Linked DNA regions of Homo sapiens: region 1 is linked to region 2. A link is a loop called in an ENCODE intact Hi-C map of the cell type or tissue named here. Cell type or tissue: Panc1. All regions are shown on one strand. Each heading gives the region's core, and the rest is flanking DNA. Links, peaks and the distances in the headings are about the cores only.

Region 1 (2,917 bases), core at 169-2,668, 71 kb after region 2:
AAAAAATGTGGAAAAGTCGTGGCAAAAAAAGTTGTGAAAAAAGTATTTAAAGTTTTATGAAAAGTTTAAAAAAAGTATTATGAAAAAGAAGTTACGGGATTAAAAAATAAGTCATGGGATATAAATAAAAATAAATAAAAGCAGGCCTCTGTCAGCATAAGCCTGGAGAAGTGGGGCTGGAGTCTCTGCCGCCATCGTGTCCCTACCATCCCTTCCTACCCCTTTATCATTAGGGTAGCAAGACAAGACCCCTGTCTAATGGGGGGAGACAAACAGACCCTTTGCCACCTTGACCAGGGCTGAGTCCTTAAATTTCTGGATGATGATGATTGTTATTTAAGAGCCAGAGGCTGGTGGAGTCGGTTTGTTTGGAGGCGGCCTGATGGCCTCCCTACCCTCACCAAAGCAACTTTTCCCTCAGGGGGCTCCCATCTTCTTATTCAGAGAGGCAGCTGAGGCAGGGACAATGGGGCTAACTGTAGAGCAGGTGAGGGCACGGGCTGCTGGGAAGGCCCCAGTGTACATATAGTATCTGTGTAACATTTTGTATATTCCAGGGGGTAGGGCCACCCCCTGTATCGTACCTAGCAGAGGTTGGAGCTGGCATATGAGGAGGAGGTTCTAATCATTATTTGTGGCTGGGAAACTTATTTATTGATAGCATGGGGCAGAGGAAGGAGGCGGGGATGGGGTTGTGGCTCCCTGGTGATGCGACTCCTGTTTATTTTGCCTTTCATTTTGGAATAAATGGATTTAGCCATACTGCTCAGCCTGGTGTGTTCCTTTTTCCCTCACTGGGTCCTGGAGTTTGTGCCACTGAATGAGGAGCCCCAGAGTTGTCTGAGCATGTCCAGCTGGGCTGTTGGTGACCTTCCAGGCCTGTTACCTTTATGCTGCCTAGTGACACCTGGTGGATTTCATTGGGACTGCCATGGCGCCTATGGGGCACAGTCCAGCCCTGACAGCCAACAGGCTCAGAAGCCTGATCTAGCGGTGGCCGGGAAGACAGATACTAGCACCCAAGGGCACTGACTTCCATTCACCCCAGGAGTCTTCCATTCCGTCCCCCTCCCTCCTTCTCCTGTCTGCACTGGGTGGCCTGTTCTGTCTGTCCCTCCAGTGCACCTGGTGACCTGTTCTGTCTGTCCCTCCAGAGTGCCAGCTGCCCTGCAGGCTCCTCGAGGCTGAGTTCATGGCCCTGCCCCTAGTGGCCAGAGCCGGCTTCACAGGATAACAGCCAGCTAAGCTCCAGGGGCTTTCCAGGAAAAGTGTCCCTTGAAAAGGGTGTGGCTTTTTCACTGCTCCCAACAGCACCCTAGAAATGGCTTGGCCTTTTCCCTCCCCTGAGTTCCAAAAAGAACACAGCCAGCAGAGGACACATTCCCTGACATACGAGGGACTGGAAGACTGGTAGAGATGTCAGGTCACAGGCTGCCAGCACAGCACCCCCATGATTGGCCACGGGAGTGCTGGAGGAATGGTGGGGGTTGGCTGTCCACTGGCTGGGCATGACAGGGAGACTCACTGGAGGTGGTGCACTTTGGAGGGGCGATGTCAGGGATGTATTTGGGTCTCAGTAAAGAGATCTGTTCTTTTTAAATTTCTGCATCTAGTTGCCTATACGCGATGATGACACATAGCAACTTATTTTTTACTTTCTAAAGACAGGATATCATGCAAAGAGATCAAGCTGCCCTTCTATAAATATAACTCAATTGCCTTCCAGCCATAGGCTGCATGCTTCAAGTTGTTTTCAGAAATAAGAAATGGGTTGAGCTGAACCACTTATAGCCTTACATGGAGAGTTCCCACTGTGACCTGTAGCACATGTGAATTGACTTGCTTAATGTATGAAACCAATGGAAATGAGATGAAAAGTCCTATTCTCATGCAAGCCCGTTGGGTTATGCAGAGACACAGTAGCAGAGACACAGCCCTAACTACAGCCTGCCCTCCGGAAAACATGTGTCTGTTCATATGGAAATGACACAAGTCTAGTGCTTGTCTGAAAGTCATGCAGCAAAACAAAAAAAGTCTCTGCAAAACCGGGGAGAGTTTTTTACAATGACTTTAACTTTGAGGGTGCTCTTTAGCAGAGGCTTTTGATAAAGGAAGAATTCTATCAACCAGGATCACTGAGGAGGAATGAATTTATAACTACTCTTTTTAAGGCTAGAAGAGACCTTAATTAAATTCCTTCTATTTACAAAGGAGGGAACTGAAGTCCAGAAATGACAAAAGGTTTGGCAGCTTTAGAAATAAGGCAACATTGAGTTTCAGTATTCTAAACTTTTGGAAAGTGGTAAAAATGAAGGATATTGAACAAAAAATACTAGTTGTTTTTTTTCTATCTTGTTCAGTTAGTGTCAACATGCTGTAAGTTTTCATAATTTTTTTTTTTTTGAGATGGAGTTTGACTCTTGTTGCCCAGGCTGGAGTACAATGGTGCGATCTCAGCTCACTGCAACCTCCGCCTCCTGGGTTCAAGCGATTCTCATGCCTCAGCCTCCTGAGTAGCTAGGATTACAGGCATGCACCACCACGCCTGGCTAATTTTGTATTTTTTAAATAGATAGGGTTTCTTCATGTTGATCAGGCTGGTCTTGAACTCTCAACCTCAGGTGATCCACCTGCCTCAGCCTCCCAAAGTGCTGGGATTACAGGCGTGAGCCACTGTGCCCAGCCTATTTTTTTTTTTTTTTTTGAGACGGAGTCTTGCTCTGTTGCCCAGGCTGGAGTGCAGTGACGCAATCTTGGCTCACTGCAACCTCTGCCTCACAGGTTCAAGAAATTCTCCTGCCTCAGCCTCCCGAGTAGCTGGGACTACAGGCGTACACTGCCACGCCCGGCTAATTTTTTTTTGTATTTTAGTAGAGACGGGGTTTGACTGTGTGGCCCAGGCTGGTCTCAAACTCCT
Region 2 (2,917 bases), core at 183-2,682:
GCGCCTGTAATCCCAGCTACTTGAGAGACTGAGTCAGGAGATTTGCTTGAACCTGGGAGGCGGAGGTTGCAGTGAGCCGAGATTGTGCCACTGCACTCCAGCCTGGGTGACAGAGCAAGACTCCCTCTCAAAAAAAAAAAAAAAAATTTTTTTTTAAACACGTCTCACTGCCACCCAGGCTTGAGTGCCATGACATGATCATAGCTCACTGCTGGCTTGACCTTCTGGGCTCAAGTGATCCTCTTGCCTCAGCCTCTTGAGTAGCTGGGACCACAGTCATGTGCCACCATGCCTGGCTTTTTTTTTTTTGTAGAGTTTGGGTCTCGCTATGTTGCCTGTGATCCTCCCACCTTGGTTTTCCAAAGTGCTGGGATTAAAGGCATGAGCCACCATGCCTGGTTAGGAATGGGAGTTTAAACAATGGTTTTATTTACATATTTCATTAGCTAGTATTTTTTTCTTTTTTGAGACAGAGTCTGGCTCTGTTGCCCAGGCTGGAGTGCAGTGGCACGATCTAGGCTCATTGCAACCTCTGCCTCGTGATTCTCGTGACTCAGCCTCCTGAGTAGCTGGGATTACAGGCGCCCGCCACCACACCCAGCTAATTTTTGTATTTTTAGTAGAGACAGGGTTTCACCATGTTGGCCAGGTTGGTCTCCAACTCCTGACCTCAGTTGATCCACCCGCCTCAGCCTCCCAAAGTGCTGGGATTACAGGTGTGAGCCATCGCTCCTGGCCTCATTAACTGTTTTCAAAAGTAAAAGTACATGGATAATACAAAGTTAAATTTTGTAGAATCATAAAGAAAAGCAACACCTTCCCATCTTAACTCCCCTAGTGCCTCTACTCCCTCCACAGAGACAAATATCTTACCAGTTGGTTGTGTTTTCTTTTCCAAACTGTATTTCTAAAATGTGTCAATATCTCTTCCTTTTATTTTTTATTTTTTGTAGAGACAGGGGTCTCACTGTGCTGCCTAGGCTGGTCTCAAACTCCTGGCCTCCTACCTCGACTTCTCATAGTTCTGGCGTGAGCTACTGCACCTGGCCTCCCCCTTATTATTTTTTTAAACATGAATGGAAGCATACTATATTTTCTACACTTTATTTGTTTTATGTAACTATTTTAACAACCTGAGGACTTTTACAGGCTGCATAATATGTCTTAATATGGATGTATCTTAGTTTATTTAAACAGTTACTGGTGATGGACATTTCCATGTTTCCAGTATTTTTTCTCACAAACAATGCAGTATTATGCCTTTGTCCACATTCACCATTGATTGCTATTGAGTATATCTGTAGCATCAAGAATAGGCATACTGAAAATCCTCCATGAAGTCCAGTGAAGCTTCATATTATTTTGAAGTGATATTTCCCAGTGTTGGCTGGACTCTCAAGCGTTTGTGGTATAGGTTTTGGGAGGACTGGACACTTCCAAAGAGAAATAAGATGTTACAGACTTGTCCAGCAGGTGGCATCAGAACAAAGCTGGCTATGGACCTTGTCAGTACAAATGATAAAACATTAAAAATGTAAAAACTCAACTGTAGCTCCTTGTTTATACATATATTGGGGGTGTTGAAAAGTTACCGATGCCTGATTCCTCTTCTATGTCCTCAGCCCCCACCATAAAAATAGATAAATGCCATTTTTTTTGTATGCCCAGCACAGCTATATGATTTGAATAATCTTGATAAGCAGGGTCACATTTGAGGAGATTTGCTAAGGGAAATGAAGATCCATCTGTGACACAAGAAACATGTTCTATGTGATTTCTGGGATTTTCCTGTGAACATACTTCTTGTTTGTTTGTTTTACAGTGGATCTCACTCTGTCACCCAGGCTGGAGTTCAGTGGTGCAATCATAGCTCACTGCAACCTTGAGCTCCTGGGCTCAGGAGAGCCTCTCTCCTCAGTCTCCCAAGTAGCTAGGACTACAGACACATGCCATCATGCCAGGCTCATTTTAAAATTTTTTGTAGAGACGGGTCTCACTATGTTGCTCAGGCTGGTATTGAACTCCTGGGCTCAAGCAATCCTCCTGCCTCAGCATCTCAAAGTGTTGGGATTACAGGTGTGAACCATAGTATCCAACCTATTATGTTTTTTTAAAAAGAGATTGTTCTAATTATGTATATAATTAAAGTACATTAGGTTTAGTGATTGCAATTTGAGAAACCAATGTCCTTTCTTATTGAAAAAGGCCCTGGTACAGAAAGTGTTCTATCTTCCTCACAAGATCTGAGGTCAAAGGAGAGATTTTGAAACATTATAGCAATGGCTTCTAGTTATTGAATAAAGAATGTCATTTGCTCCTCACAGGACCCCTTTCAGGGAGATTTCACATATTGGGAAACAGCCTCATGAGCTTTCTACAAACATCTTTGTCCTTAAGTCTTCCCATTTCAGTAATTGGCTGTACCACTCATCCAGCAGCTTTCAAAGTAAGAAACCTGGCAATCTTCCTTTAACATCCATTTCCCTTTCCCTCATTCCCCCATATCCAATCATGTGTATTGGAGGTTTTTCCACCTCTAAACTTGAGAACCCATTTACTTTTTCTCCATCTCCTTTGCCATCACACTAGTCCAAGTGAAGTGTTTCATCATCTCATTTGCAGCATCCTTTAGTTTACCCTAGATTATCAATTTTTGTCCCCCTCCCAATTCAGTCTCTACTCATGAGCTAACATGAGTTTATTAAGTGTTCATTCTGACCATGCCATTCCTTGCTCAAAATTCTCTAGTGCCTTCCCAATGCCCTTAAAATAAAATTCCTCATATGGCCTTTGTGGATCTGCACTCCTACCTCTTCTCCTATTGCAACCAACCCTGTTACCTTTTTCTCTTTTCACACTGGTCTTCATTCTGTGCTGCAAACTGGCTGAGATTCTTCCATCCTCAGGGCCTTTGCAC

What was found. Hi-C counts contacts between places; a loop is a spot of excess contacts. Peaks named below come from ENCODE experiments on the same cell type or tissue, not always from the same donor. Only the 100,000 strongest peaks of a DNase experiment are listed, where the experiment ranks them.
Region 1: it touches region 2 in a loop (5-fold over the local background); 47 of 110 quality-filtered maps call a loop at or near these places.

Annotation. Positions count from the first base shown.
Region 1 is chr15:72,669,814-72,672,730 of GRCh38, forward strand. No RefSeq gene overlaps it. Among named protein-coding and RNA genes, the nearest start is that of HIGD2B, 15 kb to the right of the region's middle. RefSeq lists enhancers at 945-1,922, 1,301-1,350. In Panc1, for the core only: CTCF peaks have their summits at 1,131 and 1,410 (motif pointing right); a DNase peak (open chromatin) is centred at 1,178; H3K4me3 peaks cover 557 bases; H3K27ac peaks cover 318 bases.
Region 2 is chr15:72,598,585-72,601,501 of GRCh38, forward strand. ARIH1 (ariadne RBR E3 ubiquitin protein ligase 1) reads left to right here. Exons shown (of 14, transcript NM_005744.5): 14 at 1-2,917. Among named protein-coding and RNA genes, the nearest start is that of MIR630, 13 kb to the left of the region's middle. In Panc1, for the core only: CTCF peaks have their summits at 1,474 (motif pointing right) and 1,694; a DNase peak (open chromatin) is centred at 1,467.